Linked DNA regions of Mus musculus: regions 2 and 3 are each linked to region 1. The links are chromatin loops, found by intact Hi-C in ENCODE. Cell type or tissue: heart. All regions are shown on one strand.

Evidence for each region. A loop is a pair of places that touch in the nucleus more often than their neighbours do. Peaks named below come from ENCODE experiments on the same cell type or tissue, not always from the same donor. Only the 100,000 strongest peaks of a DNase experiment are listed, where the experiment ranks them.
Region 2: a loop joins it to region 1, with 4 times the contacts of the local background. A loop is called at or near these places in 4 of 42 quality-filtered maps.
Region 3: it touches region 1 in a loop (5-fold over the local background); 4 of 42 quality-filtered maps call a loop at or near these places.

The regions. Positions count from the first base shown.
Region 1 is chrX:109,007,822-109,015,821 of GRCm38, reverse strand. It overlaps Hmgn5 (high-mobility group nucleosome binding domain 5), which reads left to right and starts at 2,442. Exons shown (of 6, transcript NM_016710.2): 1 at 2,442-2,570; 2 at 4,377-4,400; 3 at 4,936-4,965; 4 at 5,215-5,268; 5 at 7,526-7,660. The coding sequence starts at 2,556. It overlaps Gm23322 (a small nuclear RNA gene), which reads left to right and starts at 5,975; the gene lies at 5,975-6,141. In heart, CTCF peaks have their summits at 1,834 (motif pointing right) and 3,102; DNase peaks (open chromatin) are centred at 2,301, 2,881 and 3,001; H3K4me3 peaks cover 2,691 bases; H3K27ac peaks cover 1,730 bases.
Region 2 is chrX:107,812,994-107,820,993 of GRCm38, reverse strand. 2610002M06Rik (RIKEN cDNA 2610002M06 gene) reads left to right here and starts at 4,660. Exons shown (of 8, transcript NM_025921.3): 1 at 4,660-4,859. The coding sequence starts at 4,844. It overlaps Tent5d (terminal nucleotidyltransferase 5D), which reads right to left and starts at 4,517. Exons shown (of 6, transcript NM_001163104.2): 1 at 4,353-4,517; 2 at 1,239-1,308. In heart, a CTCF peak has its summit at 4,590; a DNase peak (open chromatin) is centred at 4,673; H3K4me3 peaks cover 1,745 bases; H3K27ac peaks cover 1,239 bases.
Region 3 is chrX:109,235,196-109,243,195 of GRCm38, reverse strand. No RefSeq gene overlaps it. Among named protein-coding and RNA genes, the nearest start is that of Gm6377, 42 kb to the right of the region's middle. In heart, a CTCF peak has its summit at 4,813 (motif pointing right); no DNase peak of the experiment used is centred here.

The DNA of each region.
Region 1 (8,000 bases):
GAGAGGTGCCAGAGCTCACTCACTCTGACAGCTTATTTAAAGTTGCCTTCAACTTGAGATTTACTTCCCTGAGTTCATCTTCATCATTTGTTTCAATTTACTCAGACTGGGCAGTCTGTTCCCTTAACAAGTCCAAACTTTGCCTCTGCAGTGTTATAGAGTAACTATCTCCACAAATGTTCAGGGCCAGATACCAAAAGCCTTCTTCAAATGCTTTTGAAAAGGAGCCTTCCCACCCCACCCCCACGGCATTATTAACTATAAACTTCACAATTCATATAATATATGCAACTTTGATTTGTAAATACATATGCATCTGTTTTCTCAATCCTACAGAGCTACAAAAATCCTTAAGGGCAGAAACTGTGTACTGCCACTTTGCATGCCACAGGGGGTTGCATTTATATAAGCGAGTTACAAAAACAAAAATCTAACCCACAAAATAATGATAAATAAGAATACTTGGAATGGATGCATTCCATCACTAACACATTTTCATTCTCTTCATTTTTCCCTTATCCTTATGAGACAATTCTTATATTGAAACCAATTTTCTCTCAGAAAATCAAATTACTGAAATATACCTAGGTTCTTTCAACTATGCTTTCACTTAAAGGTAACTAAAAGGCCATCTGGAGCCTGGTCAGATGACACATAACTGCAGGCCAAGGAAGCAAATGTAAATGCGCCTTTCAGTTGTCTTCTTGCATGAGAATGCAGTGTGAAGTCACTTGAGTAGGTTCAGTAGGTCTTAGGGTAAGTGGTTTGTTTAACTCCCCAGGCTAAACGCTAGGGAAGATGGGACAAAACTCGAAAGGATAGGCTCTGTCAGGGTGCGTTTTAGATTGGACAGATGGTTTGGTAATCTGTAAATCAATTTGGTTTGTTGTTTGTTTGTTTGTTTGTTTGTTTGTGGCAGGATGTCTATTTAGCCTAGAATGACTTGAATCTCAGCATCTCACTGCTACCTTGCCACCACCAATCCGGGCTAGTATTCTTTGAAACGGATGGTCTGCTTTTTCTTTAAGCTACAGGAACAGAAAAAGAGTTGGGGGAGGGGACACAATGAAGCAGAGTCTCACTAGGTAACTCTGGCTTGCTTGTTGTATGTAGACCAGGCTAGTCTTGATCTCACAGTGATCTGCCTGATTCTGCCTCCCAAGTGCTGGGATTAAAGCCATACACCACTAGGCTGGGGCCTAAATTTTTAAGTAACTGTTTAAAAGGTTAATTTCCTTTTCTGATTAGACTTTCAGCTTAGGGAATGGAGACTGTTGTTGAAGCACTTTTAAATACAATTAGCTCTTTCAACAACTGAAGCAAAGCACATCTCAAAAAAGGCTGCAGGGACCCGGCTTGCCTAGTTCCAGTAACAATTAGCAGCCCTCAGCACTCTGTTTTAACCGGATTTTTTTCTAAGCATATTATTCTTTTCTTTTCACCAAACGTTTAGGTCTCAGACTCTGACACTAGAGGGCAAATGGAAGATTCTCAGAACAGAAAGCTGCTACTTAAACACCTTCTGAGACTAGAATAGGTTCAGGGGGCACTTCTGTGGGCCAAAAAATTAAAAAAAAAATAATAAATAAGGAGACACCTCAAGTTTCAGTAATAAAGATAACGAATGGTTTGGTTTGGTTTTCTATGTAGCCCTAAATATCATCTTTGAATTACAAATCCATTAAAGTCACTGTTTTTCCTCTGGGTGACCTCTGTTATTACTGACTTCCCGCGTGGCCCCTTTTAATTCTTGCTAGATTCTCTCCAGGCGGAGTACTAGCTCTTTTAGAAGGTAGGCGGCCTGCAGTGGAGTCCTGCTCTTCCAGGTCCCGGATTTATTGCTACTCTCCACCTGAGGGAGGCGCGCAGTTCTGGCACCCTTCTAAAGCCAGGACCACAGTTCAGCATTGGCGGGAAGTTCTCACGACCAGAAACGTTCCCTACTCTTTTTCTGGTCTCTAAACGGGTGAGCCTGTCACTCCAACCTCGCCCTTTTGCTAACTGGGAAAGACTGGAGCTTCTGGCTCAATCCAGTCTCAAAAGGGCCCGCCACCCCGCGCGAAGAAGGAAGGGGGGTGGAGATCGTGGGGGGAAAAAAACCAACTGTTTGAGCTTTCGCTTGTCGTTCTAACTTAAAAAAAAAGGTGAAAAGGCAAGAAAACTGGATTTCCTGCTGGTCACGTTGGAGCACTAGGCGTCTGCTAAGTGCGTGGACTCCGGCACCCTAGAGGCAGTCAAAGCCGGCAGCATACGAGGGCTTCGGGCAAGTTCGCGGGCCACGCCTTCCGAACCGGCCACCTCCCCTCATTGGCCTGACAGCCTGTCACTCCAACCTGGCTCCCACTTCGGGTAACCATTCACGTAGTTTGGTTGCGTCTTGGCGTGTTTAATGTTGCCAATAACGAGAGATTTTTTTTAGGGGGAGGGGGGACGCGAGTACATATCGTGCTGCAATTAGTTCATTGAAAACTCAGTCGCTCGCGGAGCGGTCAGGCAGAGACTCCTCTCGGCTTTTTTCCCTCCTGCCTAAGGATCTCCAACGGAGAGCTGCAACAATGCCCAAAAGAAAGGTAAGTGAAATGGGAAGATAGACGGGATATTAGCTGCCGAAATACATATTTCCTACCGCAGAGATTTGTATCTTTTTGAAAGATCATTTTGGCTTCTAGTTTGATTTTATGATGTCCTGAATGGAAGGCGAGGGAAAGGTAGCGATCCGTCTGTGTTTGGTTTCAGAAGGTCTCGTATGCAACTGGTAGTTCACTTTTGGCTTGTTTTGTTTAAGGGAGAGAATCGTTTGAGAGGTGTCTCCATGCTGAATTACAAACAGCCATAGCGCTGTGCTGTCGCTTCCTACCCCACCCCCCTTCCTCCGCTTACCCTATTGGAGAACTCTTCTCCCAACCACACTTCCAGCGCCAGCTTCCTCCTCTACCTCCCGTTTTTCTCAGAGAACCATCCCGTTTGGGGGAACGAAAGCCCTGGCTTTCTCTTGTTTTTTGCCTTTGTTCTTTCCGTTTTCTTTTTTTCCTTTTTCCCCCCTCTTCCCTCCTCCACTTCTTGTCATGCCAGATGGCTATGCAATGGTAATCCTGTGCCATTAGGCGGCGCAGACTTCAAACTGTCCTAGAGAAGGGAGAGATTCACCGCTGTAATTAGAAACTTTAGATCTGAGAGATTTGGCACTCTCGGAACTCTCTAGTTAAAGGTGGAAAGGTGATTAGAGAGCCGCGTCCGAGAAACTACTAACAGCGTTGGATGGTGGGGTGGCGTGAGATTAGTTCACTTTAGACATGGGGAGTTGATCCGAGCTACCAAGGGCTACAGGTCTTCTGTAACCCTTCACTTCAAAATTCCTGTCTCCGCGCACATATAAGTTGAAGCTCGGTGTTTGTGTGTTCCTCCACCACCCCTCCCCCTCCCCCGAGTATCTTACAACTAAAATGGAATGCTATTTCATTGCTTGGTGAAATCATAAAATGAAATACTGTGTTAATGTAAAAGCCTTATGATTGTTTATATATTCTTGTGAATCCGTCCGCCTTCCGTATTCCTAGAACATAGAAATGAGGCTGAAATTCCTCAGTGCTCTGGGGCTGTATCATTGAAATAATAGCCTGGTAATTCCCAGGGTAAAGGGCTACTCAGATACCGAAAGCAATTGTTTCTAATCACCACCCCCCTTCCCGAGACTCCTGCCGCCAGGCTCTTTTCGTCTTGTGCAATGGATCTTGCTATTTTGCAGAGCTGACAGCAACCTTGTAGCAGGTAGTGGCGGGAAGTTTTAAAATCCGCCTCCTGCTTCTCTGAACAAAACGTTAACGTTAGAACAAAGACCTCCTTCCTTGAAAGTATGGTGGGACTGTTGTTTTGTATGCAGAACTTGAGGAGGAAAATAGTCCATAATCAGTAGAGCTGGTCAGATAGATACAATTGCATAGCAAACATAAGGCAAGAAAGGGAAACTGCAAGAAGCTCCGCCTTCCTTCGTCCCGCCCAACCCTTGTTTTGGCTTTAACATTAGAGCAGGTGGATTTCAAAATGAAAATGGTGTGTTCTTAAGAGGCCTTATTTATTCAAAAAGGTTACACTGACTCTTTGTAAACAGGTCTTAAGCATGACCTTGCATCTTGGTCCACGTTTCATATTACTAAAACAGTAGGTGTTGAAGAGGGGCTAGAAGCAGCACGTGGTTGCTGGACCAGGAGCCCAGGGAAAAAGTCACAAGTGTCTAAAGTTGGCGACATTTTCTGCTCTACATGTTTATATTGATGATCCTCTTTCTTTCTTTCTTTCTTTCTTTCTTTCTTTCTTTCTTTCTTTCTTTCTTTCTTTCTTTCTTTCTTTCTTTTTTTTTTTTTTCTCCCCCTACATAGGCTGCAGGTGATGTGAGCCAGGAGGTGAGTGTCTTTAGTTTGTGAGTTTCTCTGGGGGGAAAAATGTACCCATTTTAGAAACTAAAGACACATAACTAGGTAAAAATGCTGGTAGTTATATTTGTACCACATGAGCACTAATGCTGTGTCTAGTGCTGTGTCAAAGTACACTAAAAAAAAAAAAAAGATAGATGTTTTGCCTTTCGGACCCTACTGTGCTTGTCATAAAATCCAGAGAGCACCTTCTTAGGCTCAAATTCTGTTTTGTCAGTCAATTGGTGAGCAAGAAGGTATATTTTCATTTTAAAATGTGCTCCTTGGAAATAGCCATTTTGCTGATTTATCGCAGTGAAAGAAGCTTGCCATGAGATTTTATTCCCTTTAACATATGAAAGGTTTAGGGGTTGGATCAGATATGTCTATGACATTTCTTAACAAAATTTATAATCATTTCCTTAATAGCAACATTTACATAGTGCTACACCAAATATTTTCTCAGGAAAAATGATTCTAAATTGTATAATCATAATTCTTTTGGCTATTTTTTTTTCACTTCCAGCCAAAGAGAAGATCAGCCCGACTGTCTGCTGTAAGTGATGTTTATAAAATGCTGCCCATGTATCATGGAATCGAGTTTTTAGATTTGGGAAAGCCTGCATAATATTATGTTTAATACAGGGGTTATTTGGAAGGTTTATGGGAGAAACTTTACACATTAAGGAAAGGGTTCTTTTCCTAGTGCTTGGTTTAAATCATACTTATGGATTTCATTGTTAGTGCTCTTTCTTCGAATATGATTTCTACCTCGTTTCTTATATAATGACATTTTCTGATGCAGATGCCTGTGCCCTTTACACCGGAGTTGAAACCTAAAAGAGCATCAACTTCAAGGGTAAATATTCAAATTACAAGGATGCGGAAAATAATTTGTTTAGATATAAATTGTGAAAGTGCACACAGCTGATCCTTTTGTTTTCTTTGTAGCTTGCTTAGACAGAAATCTAAGGTACAATACAAGACATATAGATCTGCTGGGTGGTGAATATTTGTATATGTTTTCTGATTGGTAGCTGTGTCTTAGCATTTTTATTTGGTAGTTTCAATACAATATTGTAAATGTAAAATAAAAATGTTGGTGGGTAGAACCATTAAATGCATATGCCTTTGAGATTTACCAATATTCCTGGGAAAACGAAGGCCATAAACTGCAATAACTCAATAGTGTATTATAGTAATAGCAGTAAATAATATTTGATAATGCTTCAGGAAGTGCTATCATGTTTGTTGCTTTAAATGGAGTCAACTGATTTTATATAGACTTCAGTGCTTATATGTTATAGCTAATGACAGGCTCAAAGAGAAGTAAAATTAATATTAAGTTCACTGTTAATTGCTTTATAAACATTTTTTTCTAACAATTACAAGAATCAGAAAAGATTAAAGTTAAAAAAAATATTTGATGAGGGGAAGCCAGCAAGCAGTGTTCCTCTATGGCTTCTGCTTCATACCTGCCTCCAGGTTCCTGCCCTGACTTCCCTAGATGGTAGACTATAAATAATTCCTTCCTCCCTCCAAAAAGAACTCCACAATAATTCTGAATACTTACCTAGCAGGGGAGACACCATGATCACAGAGGTGGTTTTCCCAGGGAGAGGCTTATTATCCATTGCACTCCAGATGTGTTGACCCCTGTGATTTCCCCAGCTATAGGGAACTTGACTGTACAATTGCAGGTAGTGGGGGACTGCATTAGTGCTTTCCCCTGTGGGGGAAATAATTTTTGACATCATCTAATCTCATCATTTTGTGACTGAAGACACAGCAAACTATTGTCATTCTTGTAAGCTGCTTTGATATTTTTTATTTACAAAGCCCTTGTTTAATTATCTCAATCAGTCAATTTATATATTGATGCAGCACTAGTTATTGAACTGTTCTGCAAGTTGCACTGAGAGCAGGAAGGTGGGGAAAGTATAGGAGTAAACCATGAGGGGTGTTATATAATCATGCCCTGTGAAGAGTATCTTTCTCAGATCTGTTACTTATTTGTTAAACGAATAATAGCTTTTATGTACATTGCAGTATATAATTTCTTTTTTTTTAATTAGGTATTTTCCTCGTTTACATTTCCAATGCTATCCCAAAGGTCCCCCATACCCTCCCCCCCAATCCCCTACCTACCCACTCCCCCTTTTTGGCCCTGGCGTTCCCCTGTACTGGGGCATCTAAAGTTGGCAAGTCCAATGGGCCTCTCTTTGCAGTGATGGCTGACTAGGCCATCTTTTGATGCATATGCAGCTAGAGACAAGAGCTCCAGGGTACTGGTTAGTTCATATTGTTGTTCCACCTATAGGGTTGCAGTTCCCTTTAGCTCCTTGGGTAATATCTCTAGCTCCTGCATTGGGGGCCGTGTGACCCATCCAATATAATTTCTAACATAATTCCCTTTGCGTTTTCTCAATTTCCCAACAATGTTCGTGGTATTATCATTTTATATATGAAAACACAATCTGAGAGATTTATACCATTTCTCAACATCTCTCTATGTAAGTGAAAGATCTAGGGTTTAAACTTTTTTTTTTTTCTGGCATCTGAAATCTTCCTACTACATATACACTTAAGCAATGTACTTTCTTATGCAAACCAAAAAAAAAAATGTTTATATATATAAAGATTTAAACAGCTGCATCCTATGGTGATCTCTTCTAGATGTGTCTAAATTAATGTTCTAACATGACATTTCTCTTAATTACTACCGATGGAGACTTTATAATTAACACAACCTTCTTGTTAACGATTAGACTAGACAGTAATAAACTGAATTTAGGTAAGAGACATTCAATTTATCAGTCTAACCTGAAGCTGGGAATTGTACCTTGGTGGGCACTAGTCAACACTAACTTGGTACTTATCATTACACTCATCATAAAAGCATATTTCTTTAATTTATATCAGTGTAACAATGCATTTTTAATGTTGCTTTAGAAGTATCAGTGAAAGAATTATATGTTAATTTTATTGCTGTCAGATTTATGTGTAGTATGTTAAAGTTCTCCCTAAATTATTTTATCAGCTGCTAATAGATCTTTAGCTCTTGAATCAACCTAGCAGCTAAACTCTGTATTTTTTATTTCCATGTTGCTGGGCAGAAAACCAAGACCACAAATGTCGTGGAAGAAAACAAAGATGCAAGTACCATACCAATTCCTGAAACCAAGCCAGAAGATGTTAAAGACGAATGCAACATGGAAAATGCTGAAAATGGAGAAGCCAAGATTATGGAGGTACCTGGAAATATATCTTCTTGAAAACTTAACAATGCAAGTGAAAATAATCATATTTGCCTTTTAGTTTAAAAGCAGAACTAGAAAATGAATAGTGGTTCTGTGGTAAAATGGTATCTAAATAGAAAATGAATGGAACATATGAGCTTTGCAGGTAGTGGTAGCACAAGCAGTTGGTTAGCATTAATATTGATTTAACAATGCCAGTAAGAATGACTTACAACAAATATAATTCTCTTATTAAATTTAAGCCAAACTTTAATTCCTTTTCTCAACGCGTAGACTATTTGTAACTTCTTTTCTCAGAAAATGACATTTTATTTCTTCTATAAACTATCAT
Region 2 (8,000 bases), 1.2 Mb after region 1:
TAACATGCTTGCACTGCAAACCTGGGAGCTAGAGTCTGGATCCATAGAATCCAAATACAAGCTAGACAGACATGGTAGCTACTGGTAATCCTAGCACACAGGAAGCAAAAACAGAAGCTCTGTGGGGAAATCTCCCTAGGTAGACTAACATGCATTAGTGAGCGTTGGTGTTTTAGGATTAAATTCTACCTCAAAGAATATAGAGTGAAGACACGTAAGACCAATTTTGGGCCTCCACAGTCCACATTCACATAGAGGTGCATGCACACTCATCAAACCACAGACACAGGCACACACACACACACACACACACACACACACACACACACACACACAAGCACGCACACATGTATGGATTTGAATTTTACCAAATATATAATTTTAAAAGCTAGACATGGTGATATTGCTTTCTTCTTACTGTAACATGTGTGAGCAGAAGCAGGATGACACCAGTTTCTCTTGCTATTACTGTTGTCAATCTTGATGGCTTAATATATAGGCAATGTTATATAATTGTAAAGTTTGACTAAGTAACTCTACAACTGGGAGTAATTTTGTTCCTGAGAGAATATTTTGTGATGTCTAGAGACATATTTTAGTTATCATAACTTGTAGAGAAGGGTGAAGATTGAGGCCAGAAATGATAGGAAGCATCCTATCTACTATAAGATAACCCCATCTCCAAAAGAAGTATCCAGCGTCAAATGCCTATAGCAACATCTGAGAAACCTTTATCCAGAGATAAAATGGGTGGATCTATAAGAACCATGCAGCACTTCTCTTGCCTCTGCTTCCTGAGTGCTAAGTTTCCAGGCCTGGAACAGCACAACTGACCATATTGATTATGTTTAAAGTATTTTTGATCTGGCCTTCAGGATAACACTATCTACAAATCACTGAATATATAGATAGATAGATAGATAGATAGATAGATAGATAGATAGATAGATAGATAGATATCATTATTACTAAATGACTAAATGTAGTAAAATACAGAGGAATCAAATATTTATCAAGACTTTTAGTTGTAGCTCTAATCAATTTACCAGATAAAATAGTAAGTGCCATGTGAATGACTTTGATAGAATTCTGACTGGAGAATTAGACTAGGGTAAAGAGTTGTATAGTTACAACAAAGTAGTAAAAAATTAACTATAGGTAAATATACAGGTTCAGTGGCTTCTAAATGGAATATAAGAATTCAAGACAGGTTTTTAAAAGAGCTATCTTTTCCTTACTTTGTCTTCATCCACACTTCTCAAAAAAAATCTTTTACTTCTCCACTTAACAATTTTCTTCAAACAGTGCCTGCATGATAAAATAATAAAGAAAAGAGCTTATTTAATAGTGGGTTTCTCTGCACATTTATGCCCATATTGAAGAATTTCTCAATCATGCAATTTTCAAAATTATTGTGGAATCATTCTAAAGTAGAAAGTATCTCTAATAACAGCAAATGCTTTATTCTTCCTTATCATATCATCTTTTAAGAATCAATCAAATCTTTTAGTGGTAAAGTGTAATTTTAATTTGATTAGTCAACTATTCAAAAGGTTTCCTGACAGGGAAATTTATAAGTCTTGATTGCTTTGTGAGAATCCGAGGTTACCAAAAATATTCTTCTGATAATATATATATATATATATATATATATATATATATATATGTATATGTATATATATAACCATCAAATATCACCCTTTATTATTTAAATAAGAAAGAAATCTTAACACAAAGAATAAATATCTACATATTATTAATGATCCAATGTTTATTTTTCTCTTTATAGTCATGTGAATTTTGCAATCAACTTTTCATCTTGTCTCCTAGAAACATTTCTCATTTTATAAACATAAACTGAATGAGTTTTAGGTCACCTATGTCAACCAATCAGACCTATTCCTTTTGTTTGTATTAGTTTTGCTAATTTTATTTCTTTCAGGCGAATATTTTTTTTAAATCATCATACTATGTACTTCTGGCTGACCTAGGCCTTCGTATTTAGACCAGGATGACCTCAATAGCAGCACTTCTCTTGGCTCTGACTACTGAGTGCTAAGTTTCTAGGCCTGGGACACCACACCTGAACATATTGCTTCTGTTTAAACTATTTTTCATCTGCTCCTCTATTTGCCTTAGCAAATAGACCTTTATCTCTTCAGTAGCTCCTCTAATCTCTTCCATCAGTTACTTGAATAGTTCTTTGCTAGTACAATTTGCAAATGAAATCTGAAATGGCAGAACAAAAAGTTTTTCCTATTACGAACTAGAACGCTTCTCACTTTATACTTCTCTAGCATTTCCAAAACAGAAGTTATTTCTCCATAGAGAAGCTGTAAAGATTGCACACCAGTTAAGACAATTTGTTTCTCCTGAACTCCTGTACAGCTAGCCTGTTGTACATATTCAAAAGAAGTGCATTAGAAACCTAGGAGACCAGGTTGTAACAAGGCTATTTGTTCAAAACATGCTTATGCAAATCATCTTTTAAAAGCTTTGGTTGTTGTTCTTATTATTTTTGTCACTATTTTCTTATGGGTAAAGATGTCAACAATACCTGCTAAGGTTACTACAGAATATGAACTACTATATGAAGTAATTATGAGATCCTTTATAAACAGTTCAATTTCTTCTCAACTAAGGTATTAATTCAATAAAGAATTTATTATTATATACTTGAATATCCAATTATACTATGTAAATAGAGGAAAAATATTGACCTTTGGGTCCATCTCTGAATTTATTTTATCATAATTTAAAGAAGTTCAGATTATCCACCTGATGTTATAACAAGAACAGGAAATCTGAGAAAAATTATAAAGAGATACACTATTCCCATTCCTGGTGCATTCCTATTCTTTCCTGCAATGGAGCTTAGTTTCAATAAACCATTACATTTTCTAGTCACTTTAGTAAATTTTGCTAAAAAGCCACAAAAGCATTGTCACAAAGCAGTCAAAACAAATATTAATATTTAGTGTCTAGGATCTAAAGATTATTTTATAAATATTTTCACTTAAAATACTTATTCATGTAACTGACTCAATTATAAAACTGACCATGATTAAAATCAGATAGTCAAGAAAATATGAAGTTAACTTTGGGATTTAAAACATAAAAGACCTCATAAACGTAAAATACCTTCTAGGTGTTTAGTACAGACGATAACAGTTTTGTTTTGTTTTTTACTTAAGACAGACAGCAGCAGCAAACACTCTCTATAAACAAGGACCTTATAAAAGAGATACTTCTTGAAAAAGTTTATCGTTTGAAAAAAATTTTAATTTAACGTTTATTTTTATACATTGCATACCTATAACTCTAACAACAGCATTTTAAAACTCACATATGTTTAAGTTTTGGTAGGTTGTTCTAGTATTTATGGTTTTACTGAAGGAATGATGTTAAAAATAGTAAGTGCTAAGGGAAAGTCTTTCCAGACAGATATCTTTACCTTTAACCCCCAAAGGTAGTTTTCCAGCAATGAAGGCAACTGTTTAAGGCACACAGAGAACTGATGAAATTTCCAAAGCTTTCAGTTTCATAAGTCTTGTTCTCCAACTATAAAGTGAGATGCAAACCTAAAAATAACCTTTACACGGTTCTGCCTATTGAAATGATTTCTAGACTGTACTTCCCAGAACTTTGTATTGAGCAAGGGTTCTCTTTTTCTTTTAATGAAACACGGACAGTTAGAAAACAGTCTGAAGCTTTTTACCAACTATCATTAACACAAAATAATAAAATATTCACTTTTAAAGCCAGTTTTGTTAAAAAAAAAAAAAAGAAATAATCCTAAGGATAAAAAGTGTATGGCATTGTGCACATAATTCCACAGGTTGAATTTAAGAATGAGGTAAATGACAAACTTCTGAGATTTAGCAATTACGACAATTACACTAACTTTCAGAGTAATATATGTAATTTCTATGACACTAAAATTGAAATGCCACAAATCTGCTTAAAATTCCCTCTTTTCCTAAGTCCAGAGAGTGCTTCTAATAAATCCACCTCTGGACATTTCTGAAAGTCAAAGGAACGTAAAATACGCCAAGCTCTATCTACGACCACCCCCATTACTGCTCCCACCCATTATAGAGATTTTATATTAATTTTAGACCATACATCAGCTGTGCTTAAGAAAAATAAAATTAAACCAACTAATATGAGAAAAAATTTCGAAGCAACATTACCTCTCAAGTAGAGCCGGACTTTTCCTCCTTCCCCTTCAACCCTACAACTCTAAGGTTCAAGATTGTTTAAAAAACCTCAACATTACCCACCACACTAACCCCTCGAGCCGTTCTTTTACACTGTCAGAATTTTTAAAAAGTACTTTAAAAGTCCTATACCTTTGTCTTCACCCTTTAAGACTTAAGCTCTGAGAGAAAGGGATGAGGGACGACCAGGACTGTGTGAAATCTGAGGTACGAGGTGGGCGGAAGGCTAAGCGGCGTCCAGGTTGACAAAAGAAAGAACTAGAAGTCCGGTGGGATGCCGGACCAGGTTTAGCGCAGTTATCCTGAGCGCACGTGAAGCATCTAAGTGGGAGGGACCTAAGCTTCAGCTCTCGGACTCCACCGCCCCCAAGCGACCAGAGCCATCCTAACCGAAGCGACTCACTGCAGCCATGTTGGCGTCGTCCCAGTCCCGCCTCTCTAGCTCGTGGGACTCCACCCACCACGGGTTCTAAACCGAAACAGGAAGTGGGCTAGGATCCCTCGAAACCCGCTACAACCGCCACCCTCCGCGCGCCCAAGCGACCCACAACTCGCGGGTCCAGCCCCTGTCCCGCGTGTTACCTGCCCCTCCCCCTCCTCCCGCCCGGTGAACTCGAGAGATCATGTCGAACATGGAGAGTATCCTTTCTGTTGGTCAAGATGCTACCAGGGCCTTGGGGGCTGGGGAGGGGGGGGCGAAGGCAGGGGTGCTGGGGACACGCCCAGGGGCTTGACCCTTTGGGCCCGCACGTGGGGCGAGGGAGCTGTGATGCGGATGGGTAGGCTCCAGCGGCCTGGGGTTGGCCTTTTTTTTATTTTTTTTATTTTTCACCCTCCTCCTCGCTGCGGCCGCCGCCTCCGCCTCCGCTGCCATCCTCGAATGTGGGGAGGGTCAGAGGAGCCAGTGGACAGACAGAGATAATTGAGCCCGTACCGCCCCTTGTTGAGGATTTCTGTCACCTGCCTTATCAGTGAATTTTTGGCCTCTTTGAAATTGACAGGGAATGGTGCCAGGACCTAGGGGAGGCGACTGGAGTTTGCCTATGGCTCCAGGCGGAGGTGTAGGTTCTCAAAGCGTACGTGGACAAACTGCTTTTGGCGAACTGCCCTTTAATGACTGCAGGTGACTGGTGATGAGGTTGAGCGATTGCTACGAACCCTCCGAACTAACTGTGCTCGCTTTCTGTTCCCGCTGCATTCTAATTTAACACTTGAGGAAATTCAGGTTATTCCTGAAGCCATAAAGTCCATCAGCCAAACCTGTCTGGCCACTTGGGCAATTAGTAGGGGCTAAGAATAAAGCTTCCTGGTGACGTCATGAACACAATTTGGCTTTCTTTTTCTTTTTCACTACTTAAATTCCATCACAGAAGCTCCATGTTGCTGTAATTTTTGCTCCTTCCAGGGGTTGGCTTTAGAGAAAAATAAAATAAATTGCTTTTTCTTCAACTCCAAGATAGCAAAAAGATAAACCATGGGTTATGGTAACTGTTCTGTAGCTCGTGTTAAGCTCTTTTGGCGCTATTAGTCTATAAGCCTGAAGTACAGGTAAAAATGGTTTTTTGATGGGTTCAATTTTATGTCATCCAGTAAATCTTGCAGCACTAGTCAGGATATGCTGTACATTAAAGTGCTAGCCTGGAGGAAAGGTGCAGATCATGAAAAGATGACCAAGAGAGGTCCTGTTTCTACTGCATGTAAAAAAAAATAGTGACTGTAGTATAGTTTTAATATTAGCATAAAGTGACAAGCACTTTATTGAACTCTGAGTCAAAATATCAGTTTTATTTCCCAAGTTCCTTGAAACAACAGTTTTCTGAATTAAGGCATGGTGTTCATCCTCTGTCACCCACTTGACTCATTTGGGAAGCATATTGTCTCACCTTTCAACCCTAGAAAGGCATTTTTAAAGTAAAAAGAAATGGTAGTGCCTACTGAATTGTATTTTTGAACATAATCTGAAGTATTAGAGATTTGAAGAGCTTTAAAATTATTAGCTCTCTTTTTTTTTCCTAGAAAATTTGAAAGGATTAGAGGCAGTAGCTTCAAAAGCTTTTATTTCATGTTCTGAAAATATGGAAGCAGGCTATTTTTACTTTGTCTAGCCTGCCTTGTATTCCCAGTAACAAAATATGTAGTTACTATTTTTTCTTTCTTTCTTTCATTTTTGGTTTTGTTTGTTTGTTTCTTTGTTTTTGAGACAAGGTTTCTCTGTGCAGTTCTGGCTGTCCTGGAACTCACTTTGTAGACCAGGCTGGCCACCTGCCTCTGCCTCCCAAGTGCTGGGATTAAAGGCATGCGCCACCACGCCCGGCTGGCTGTTACTGTTTTTTCAATGAAAAGTTTTAACATGTTCATTTTCTAACTCCCAGAGTCCAGTCAAGTGCTGCTCCTATTTACATGGCTGTAGGCTCGTCCACGTCCACTCAGGCATGGGCAACCATTTGAAGAAAAGTGATTTCCCCCAACTGCAATAGCCTCAGTTGCTAGTACCTCCTCAGCTAGAGGTGGGGCCTGAGTAGTCCTTCTCCTCTTTTATCAGTGCTTGGATTTTAATGGGCTTGAACTTGTCTAGGTAGTGTACAGCTAACCATAACTTCTGGGTGTTCTTGTTGTGTATTTACTATAGCTAAGTCAGGTCCAAAACACTATATTGTATAATACTTCTTAAAAAATTAATATAAGTACATCTGTACCTAATAACAATGGCCTACTCTTTCATCTATTATGTAAAGTAGTAAGGTTTAACTTGATCCAAACTATATAACTACTCATCTTGGTTCATTTATGTGTAAACCAGACCCCCCCCCCCACACCCCCACCACAGTATAGCGGTAGGAAATAATATGGACTCAGACCTACCTTCCATAAATAACACGAAGTAAAATTTGAAAAACACCTTACCTTTTATAAAACGTAAAATTCTCACTGTACTGTTAGGAAGCTTGGCTGTGATTAAATAGTTTAGTTGCCTTTGATTAAGTATGTTAATCTCTTTGTACAATAGTAAAGCTCACTTTAAATTTTTAATTGAAGTCAGATTTAATTACTGTGACGTATATCTATAGGTCTTAGTGTTAAGTTAATTACAGGAATGAGAAATTAGTAGATAAATAATTAAGGGCTACTCCCATGGTCCGTGCTGTTGTTCCTCCCTTATTACCTCAGGTATATGTCATTTTAATATTGGAATTCAGTGTGATTCATTAACAGGAACTTTCTAGTTTTCTTAGTCTAAACTGATGTCCTTCCAAAGTCTAAGATCTTAGGACTAGCGTTTCCTACCAGTTACTCCTGTTCCTTTCTGCATCGTTATACCCTTTATTTAAGCATCTCTACCCTTAGAAGGTTGTTTACTTAACTCTTTCCTTAGACTATGAATTCCTGGGGAATGGGGCCATTTATCTTCAAATGCTCATTTGCATACACAGCGCTGGTCCCATAGTAGACAAAAAAATGAGCAAATGACTTTCTGTTAATAGTTAATTATTAATATAATTGAATTGGGATCTTTCTTATAGACCAAATCATATCATGGATACATGAAATTAAACATACTACTTCTATCTTTTAGCAGCTTTTGATCTGGGGCCAGAGGTCACACATCTGTGAATCTAAATACCAATTTAAAGTAACTCAGAATTCAGATGAATGCTAATGTGTAGACTTAGTTTAACATTGTATGCACAGTTTTGAATATTATTATGTCTGTTTTTCTGGCGACATTATCTGTAGCTATAATATTTTTAGGCATTCTGACTTGAGGGTGGTTACAGACCA
Region 3 (8,000 bases), 230 kb before region 1:
AGGCAGTTAGTTACACCTATAATAGACTTGACACTATTTCACTGCTGGATAGCTTTCCTGGATAGTCATTATTATACACCCAAAGTCCTCATCTGATTAAGATTTCTCATGACAAATTTTTCTAGTAGCTTGCACACCTTTTGACTCTATGAAGACTAACTACTAGGGAGGTAGCCGTCAGCTTAATTAACGCTTGACTTTTCTATGTCTTGCAGCTGCTAAAAACAGCTTAATCCACCCACATGGGGTAACTTCATTCAAACTCTTTTTTAAAATTCATGTTTAACTATCTACAAAATATCAGCTTCCCTTAAAGCTTTGTAATGCACTGTTCACTTTGGTTGATCATCTACTCCACTCTACTTTGCCAAGTCTCCTGGGACCCCCTCACCACTTACCCACTCACAAACCTATCCATTGACAAATCTATCCATACCAAGTATGTCCCTTTCCACTTTCATATCACATGCATTGTACTGCTTCCTTACCTCTTAAGGAATCCTTTTTCCTCTCTCCTGTGCCTTTTTTAGTTTCAGTGGCTCTATACACACTCATCCCTACATAATTGCACATACATAAAAAAATAGATACTAGAATCTACATATGAAGTCAAGCATGAAGTGTTTATATTTCTGGAGCTGAGTTTCAGAACATAATATTATTTTCTAATCCCACCCATGTATAGAAATTTTCCTATCTTCATGTTTTTGTTTTGTTTTGTTTTGTTTTTGTTTTTTGAGACAGGGTTTCTCTATGTAGCTCTGGTTGTCCTGGAACCCACTCTGTAGATCAGGCTGGCCTCTAACTCGGAAATCCACTTGCCTCTGCCTCTGCCTCCCAAGTGCTGGGATTAAAGGTGTGTGTCAACACTGCCAGCCCCCTATTTTCATTTTTTAAGACTGAAAAAAATTTCATTGAATATGTGTATGTTGTTTCCATCATCTGCAGACTTGTATATTTTTGTTAGGTATTTATTTCATTTATATTTCCAATGCTATCCCAAAAGTCCCCCACACCCTCCCCCACCCACTCGCCCACCCACCCACTCCCACTTCTTGGCCCTGGCATTCCCCTGTACTGAGGCATATAAAGTTTGCACAACCAATGGGCCTCTCTTTCCACTGATGGTCGACTAGGCCAACTTCTGATACATATGCAGCTAGAGACACGAGCTCCGAGGGGTACTGGTTAGTTCATATTGTTGTTCCACCTATAGGGTTGCAGATCCCTTTAGCTCCTTGGTTACTTTCTCTAGCTCCTCCCTTGGGGGCCCTGTGATCCATCCAATAGCTGACTGTGAGCATCCACTTCTGTGTTTGCTAGGCCCAGGCATAGTCTCACAAGAGACAGCTATATCTGGGTCATTTCAGCAAAATCTTGCTAGTGTATGCAATGCTGTCAGCGTTTGGAAGCTGATTATGGGATGGATCCCCGGGTATGGCAGTCTCTAGATGGTCCATCCTTTCGTCTCAGCTCCAAACTTTGTCTCTGTAACTCTTTCCATGGGTGTTCTGTTGCCAATTCTAAGAAGGGGCAAAGTGTCCACACTTTGGTCGTCGTTCTTCTTGAGTTTCATGTGTTTAGCAAATTGTACCTTGTATCTTAAGTATTCTAAGTTTCTGGGCTAATATCCACTTATCAGTGAGTACATATCATTTGAGTTCTTTTGTGATTGGGTTACCTCACTCAGGATGATGCCCTCCAGCTCAATCCATTTGCCTAGGAATTTCATAAATTCATTCTTTTTAATAGCTGAGTAGTACTCCATTGTTTAAATGTACCACATTTTCTATATCCATTCCTCTGTTGAGGGGCATCTGGGTTCTTTTCAGCTTCTGGCTATTATAAATAAGGCTGCTATGAATATAGTGGAGCATGTGTCCTCCTTACCGGTTGGAACATCTTCTGGATATATTCCCAGGAGAGGTATTGTGGGATCCTCCAGTAGTACTATGTCCAATTTTCTGAGGAACCACCAGACTGATTTCCACTTTAATCATCCTGTCATTTGTTGATAGATATCTAGGTGGATTCCATCTATATCCTTCCTATTATAAATAGATCAACAATGAACATGAATTTCCATATTTGCAAGTATATGCATGAGTATAGGGCCACCTATGGACATGTAGGCAGCCTATCAGTGGCCACTGATTCTCATCCCCCAAAAGCCATCAACTTCCAACAGCTCCTCAGCTAAGGGTAGGGACCTCTTCATGTGTCCTTTCCCTACCTATGCTGGTGTCTGATTTGATCTCATATGGGTCCTTTGCAAGCAACCATAACCAGTCTGAGGTCATTACTGCAAAAAACCCTGCCATGTTCAGAACACACTGTTACATATTGGTCCTCTCTAACCTTTAGCTCCTATAATTTTTCAACCACCTCTTCTTCCATAGCCCCTAAGCCTTGTGGGTAGAAGGTAACTTAGATATCTCATTTAGGGTTGAATATTTTACAGGCACTTATTGTATGCACTTTGTAAGCCTTTGTACTAACTACCATGCACCACTAAATGTTCCCTTGTCAGCTTATTGCACTAGAAGGTACTGGTTCTGGTAAAGATAGGGTCTGGTAAAAGGAAGTTAATCCATTGGAGGCATAAACCTAAAGGGGATATTGGGAAACTAGATTTTTTTCTATCCTGGTTTCTCATCCATCATGGAGTGAGTACCTTTCTTTTGCCACAAACTATTCCATGAACTGTCTAACTACAGGCCCAAAACAAAAGAGATAAGCACAAACTAAAATATCTAAAACTATGAGACAGGAAGAAAAAACTAACATGGAAGGCAAACCCAAATAGGTCTTAAGTATCTCTAGCATCAAATAAAATGTATATGAAATGAACAAGCATAAAATAAAGCATGCATGTACTTTATCTTTAGAGACTTCTTGGACAGTTAGCAAACATCTATGTGGTGGTTTGAATAAGTATGACCTTCATAGAGTCATGTGTTTGAAAACTCAGCCCAAAGGGAATGGCACTACTATGGAGGCTTGGCCTTCTTGGAGTAGGTGCGGTCTTGTTTGAGGACCTGTGTCACTGTTGGGGCAGGCTTTGAGGTCTCCTATGCTTGAGCTCTGTCCAGTATGATAGTATCCTTCTGCCTGTGGATCAAGTTGCAGAATCCTCAGCTTCTTTTTTAGTATCATGTCTGCCCGCATGATGTCATGATTCCTGCCATGATGATAATGGACCAAATCTCTGAAACTGAAAACAAGCCCCCAATTAATGTTTTTCTTTGTAAAAGTTGCTGTGCACATGATGTCTCTTCACAGCAATAAAACCATAACTAGTAAAATCTATAAAAGTATAAAAGAGAAAGCATCAATTAATCTATATCTAATTTTAGAAAGGAAGAGTGCTGATTAGATAAGGTTACATTAGATTTAATTTAATAATTTTAACTATAACAAATAAAGTGTTTTCTCAAGGTGGAAAACAATGGACAGACTCTAACAAAGATTTTGATTATAGACAAACAACGTCCCATCACTCCTAAAACAGAATAGAACTCATAAATAAATTCATCAATCAAGAAGAAAGACTTCCCCCACAAGAGGGCTAAGAAAGCACAGGTATAAGACTATCATTTCAAGTTCTATTTAGACAGGAAATGAGATTTTGATTTGAACCAATGTTTATTTTCTATTTTCTGCATGCTTGACATGTTAGGCTTCAAATGAACACATCAATATCATGCATGGAATGTAGCAGAGGACTTTCTTATCTGGCCTCATTGGTAGAGGATTCACCTAATCCTGTAGAGACTTGATGCCCCAGGGAAAGGGGATGTGTGCAGGCAGGGTGGAACTGGGTGGGTGGGTTGAGGGAGGTGGGGTGGGGGAATCACTCTCTCTGAGGCAAAGGAGAGGAGGGATTGGGTGGAGAACTCTTGGAGGGGAACTGGAAAGGGAGGCAACATTTGGAATGTAAATAAATAAAACATTTTTTAAAGAATTACATGTATGGTTCTCTCTCTCTCTCTCTCTCTCTCTCTCTCTCTCTCTCTCTCTCTCTCTCTCTCTCCCTCTCTCTCTCTCTCTCCACTCCCCTTCTGCTCCCCTGCCACCCCTTTGTCTCTCCCTCAAAATAAACCTCTTTCACGTGGAAAAAAATTACATGCATGGTACAAAGACTGAAATTTTTCCTGGCTTTTTATCTAAAAACAGTTTATGAACAAATTAATTATAAATTGGAGTGTTGGTTCTCAATCTATATCTCCATTCATCAAATTTCATATTTCTTTGTTTTTTCGTTTTTTTTAACCACACCCAACAAACAGAGAAATGAGTAAAATCTGGTGTCTAAGACCACCTGTTTTGGAGTCAAAAAATTTAGATTCAAAATTTTGCTCTTCTTCTTCTCAAATTACCAACTGTGAAAATGTCATTGTAGTCCAACAATCCTCAGTTTGATATATAATGAATAATAGTAATGCTTTAAATGGTTAAATGAAATGGTACAATGTAAATACTCAGTAATACTGCTGTGTTATGATTGAAATATGTGGGTCTTCTCTAGTCAAGTATCCAAAAGCTCCTTTTCTTTATAAAAAAAAAAAAAAAAGAAAAGAAAAAAGAAAAAAAAAAGAAAGAAAAAAAACATGATTGCAGTAACAACATAAGTTAAAAATGGGGAAAGTAAGTCACATATTAATTTTGATAGAAATTTTTTGCATATTTTCCCTTATCTAAATTAGAAAAGAACATGCAGTAGTCAACATGGTCAACTGGGAAAGAAAATAGATTTCAGCCTAGCTTCAGTTATTTCATCCTTGAGGATTGATTCACAATTTCCACTTTTGTCCACTAGGTGACACAGTAGGTAAAATAGTCTGGCAATTTTGCCAATATTTTATAGACCATAGCATGTATGCAGATTGTTTTCTGAGTTTGAATCAATTTGCAAAACATATAATGAGAGTGAGAGGAAAAACAATAAACAAATAGTATTGAGGTACAATTAAATGAGTGAATTTGCATAATTTGGAGAAACAAAATAGAAAATGTCACTTAAAGAAAAAACATCTAAATAATTGTGCTTTTTTGTATTAAGCACACAGCAGCAAAATAACATAAAATCAAATTTCCTTAAATAGATGTTTCAAGTATCAATTTGAAAACTAGGTCATCAGATAATACAATTTCTAAAATCCAATATGGCTTTATTATATGAATCCCAGAATTTTCAGAACAAAATTTTAACATCAGAGCTTCCATTATTTCTTTATTTTGTATTTTTTCATGATATATCTTTAGCTTTGTTGAAACATTATATGAATTTACTTTAATTTCAAACTAAATTTTATTAGAAGTGCTCATTATAGAAATTATAGGTTGAAGATAAGATTATTCATAAAAATAAGAATGGAATTGTTGGTCAAAATAAGTCAAGCTTTATAAAACAAGGGCAAACTCTTACCCTAGATATTTTTGTCTACATTTAAAACTATGGCTTTCTATATTCATCAGATCTTGCATTTTTAAATCAATAACACACACTGAATTTTATGTATTGGTGATAACAACGGTATATTACTGGTGACACTATAAATACAGAGTTTTCACAAACTAATGTGATAATATTCATCAGCAACAAATTGTTTATTACTAATCTACATAGAAAAGAGTTCAGAAAATTTGGAACCAAATATACAATATAGAAATCAATAAGGAAAAAATTGGACTTAATACCAAGTATTAGAAATTAACACAGTTGCAAAGGCTGGACATATAAAGTTTATGTGAATAATATACCCACCATGAGAGGTAGCAACTACCAGGCAACAAATTGCTGGAAATATATATCCCAGAATAGAAATGTTCCCAGTGGTCTTGAATGAAAATTTTCTATCAAATACATAACAAAGAAGATAAATGAGGGTTTATCCTTTCACCAAGATATAAGATACAATTTGCTAAACGCATGAAACTCAAGAAAAACGAAGACCAAAGTGTGGACACTTTGCCCCTTCTTAGAAATGGGAACAAAACACCCATGGAAGGAGTTACAGAGACAAAATTTGGAGCTGTGACAAAAGGATGGACCATCTAGTGATTTCTATATCCACTGATCCATCCCATAATCAGCTTCCAAACGCTGACACCATTGCATACACTAGCAAGATTTTGCTGAAAGGACCCAGATATAGCTGTCTCTTGTGAGACTATGCCGGGGCCTAGCAAACACAGAAGTGGATGCTCACAGTCAGCTATTGGATGGGTCACACGGCCCCCAATGGAGGAGCTAGAGAAAGTACCCAAGGAGCTAAAGGGAACTGCAACCCTATAGGTGGAACAACAATATGAACTAACCAGTACCCCGGAGCTCTTGTCTCTAGCTGCATATGTATCAAAAGATGGCCTAGTTGGCCATCACTGCAAAGAGAGGCCCATTGGACTTGCAAACTTTATATGCCCCAGTACAGGGGAACCCCATGGCCAAGAAGGGGGAGTTGGTGGGCAGGGGATTGGGGGGGTGGGTATGGGGGACTTTTGGGATAGCATTGGAAATGTAAACGAGGAAAATACCTAATTAAAAAAAGAAAAGAAAAGAAAACTATTGGCAATGGCTAAAAATTGTGTTAGTAGCTTCCCAAAAGATGGTACATTCATGCCCTAAAAGTAAATCAGAATGCTCAAGAAGGTAAATTTGTATAGTTGAATTCAAGATATAACTGTGTTGTACATACTAGGAAATATTGCGGAGAGGTGCTGTCTTAGTCAAGGTTTCTATTCCTGCACAAACATCATGACCAAGAAGCAAGTTGGGGAGGAAAGGGTTTATTTGGCTTACATTTCCATACTGCTGTTGATCACCAAAGGATGCAGGACTGGAACTCAAGCAGGTCAGAAAGCAGGAGCTGATGCAGAGGCCATGGAGGGATGTTCTTTACTGGCTTGCTCAGCCTGCTCTCTTATAGAACCCAAGACAACCAGCCCAGAGATGGTCCCACCCACAAGGGGCCTTTCCCCCTTGATCACTAATTGAGAAAATGCCTTACAGTTGGATCTCATGGAGGCATTTCCTCAACTGAAGCTCCTTTCTCTGTGATAACTCCAGCTGTGTCAAGTTGACACAAAACTAGCCAATACAGGTGCCGAATACATAGGGTTCAACAATTACCAATTTATACTCAAAGTCCACAAAGAACTGAGACTATTTAAATGGGGGTGGGGTGTACATGTACATGTTGGGGACAGAGCTTAATGTCACATATATTTCCTATCTCACTGTTTACTTTATGTTTTTTAGAGGAAGAGTCTTTCACTGAACTAGAGGGTTCATGTAGGTAGGGGTGTACACATTCATGTATATGTGTATAGAGTCCAGAGGTCAGTGTTAGATGTCTACCTCAGTCACTTGTCATGTGCCCTTCACTGTCTGCCCAGAGGGCAATTCAGAGTCCAGTCAAATAGATTCCACAGGGCTCTGGACCTGCCAGAAATGCAGGGAGTGTTACAGCTCTTAGAAAAGAAGTGAGTAGGTTTGGGTCCTTTTCAGGGAAGGTAGCTGAGATCTCAGGGCTCTCCTCAGTTATAGCAGTAGAGACAGTACCCGGAGCAGAGGCAGTGGCTTCAACGGTACTGGAGGTAACATGAGCCTGGCCAACCAGGTGGGTCCAAGGTCCAGCAATGAATGCCTCAGGAAAGAAAACTCTTCCCTAAGTGTTACAGCTCAGTAAAAGTAGTCAATCTCAGACAAGCCTCATTGAAATAACTTGTGTGCTTCAGTCCATTTGGACAGGGACTATACGAACACTGAGGAATGTGGTGGGATATAGGCATAGGTGTTTATTATTGACTGTGTTGGAGATTTTACTGATACTCTATTTGCATGGAGAAGGATTCCAGGAGTCACATTACCTGACTGACTGGCATGGTCCTTTCAGTGGGGTGTCATGGTTATATATATGTTCCATAGCAGGTACAGAAATGCATAGGGAGAAGCTCGGTTCCTGCCAATTTCAAGTCTCTGAGATTTCTGGATCTGA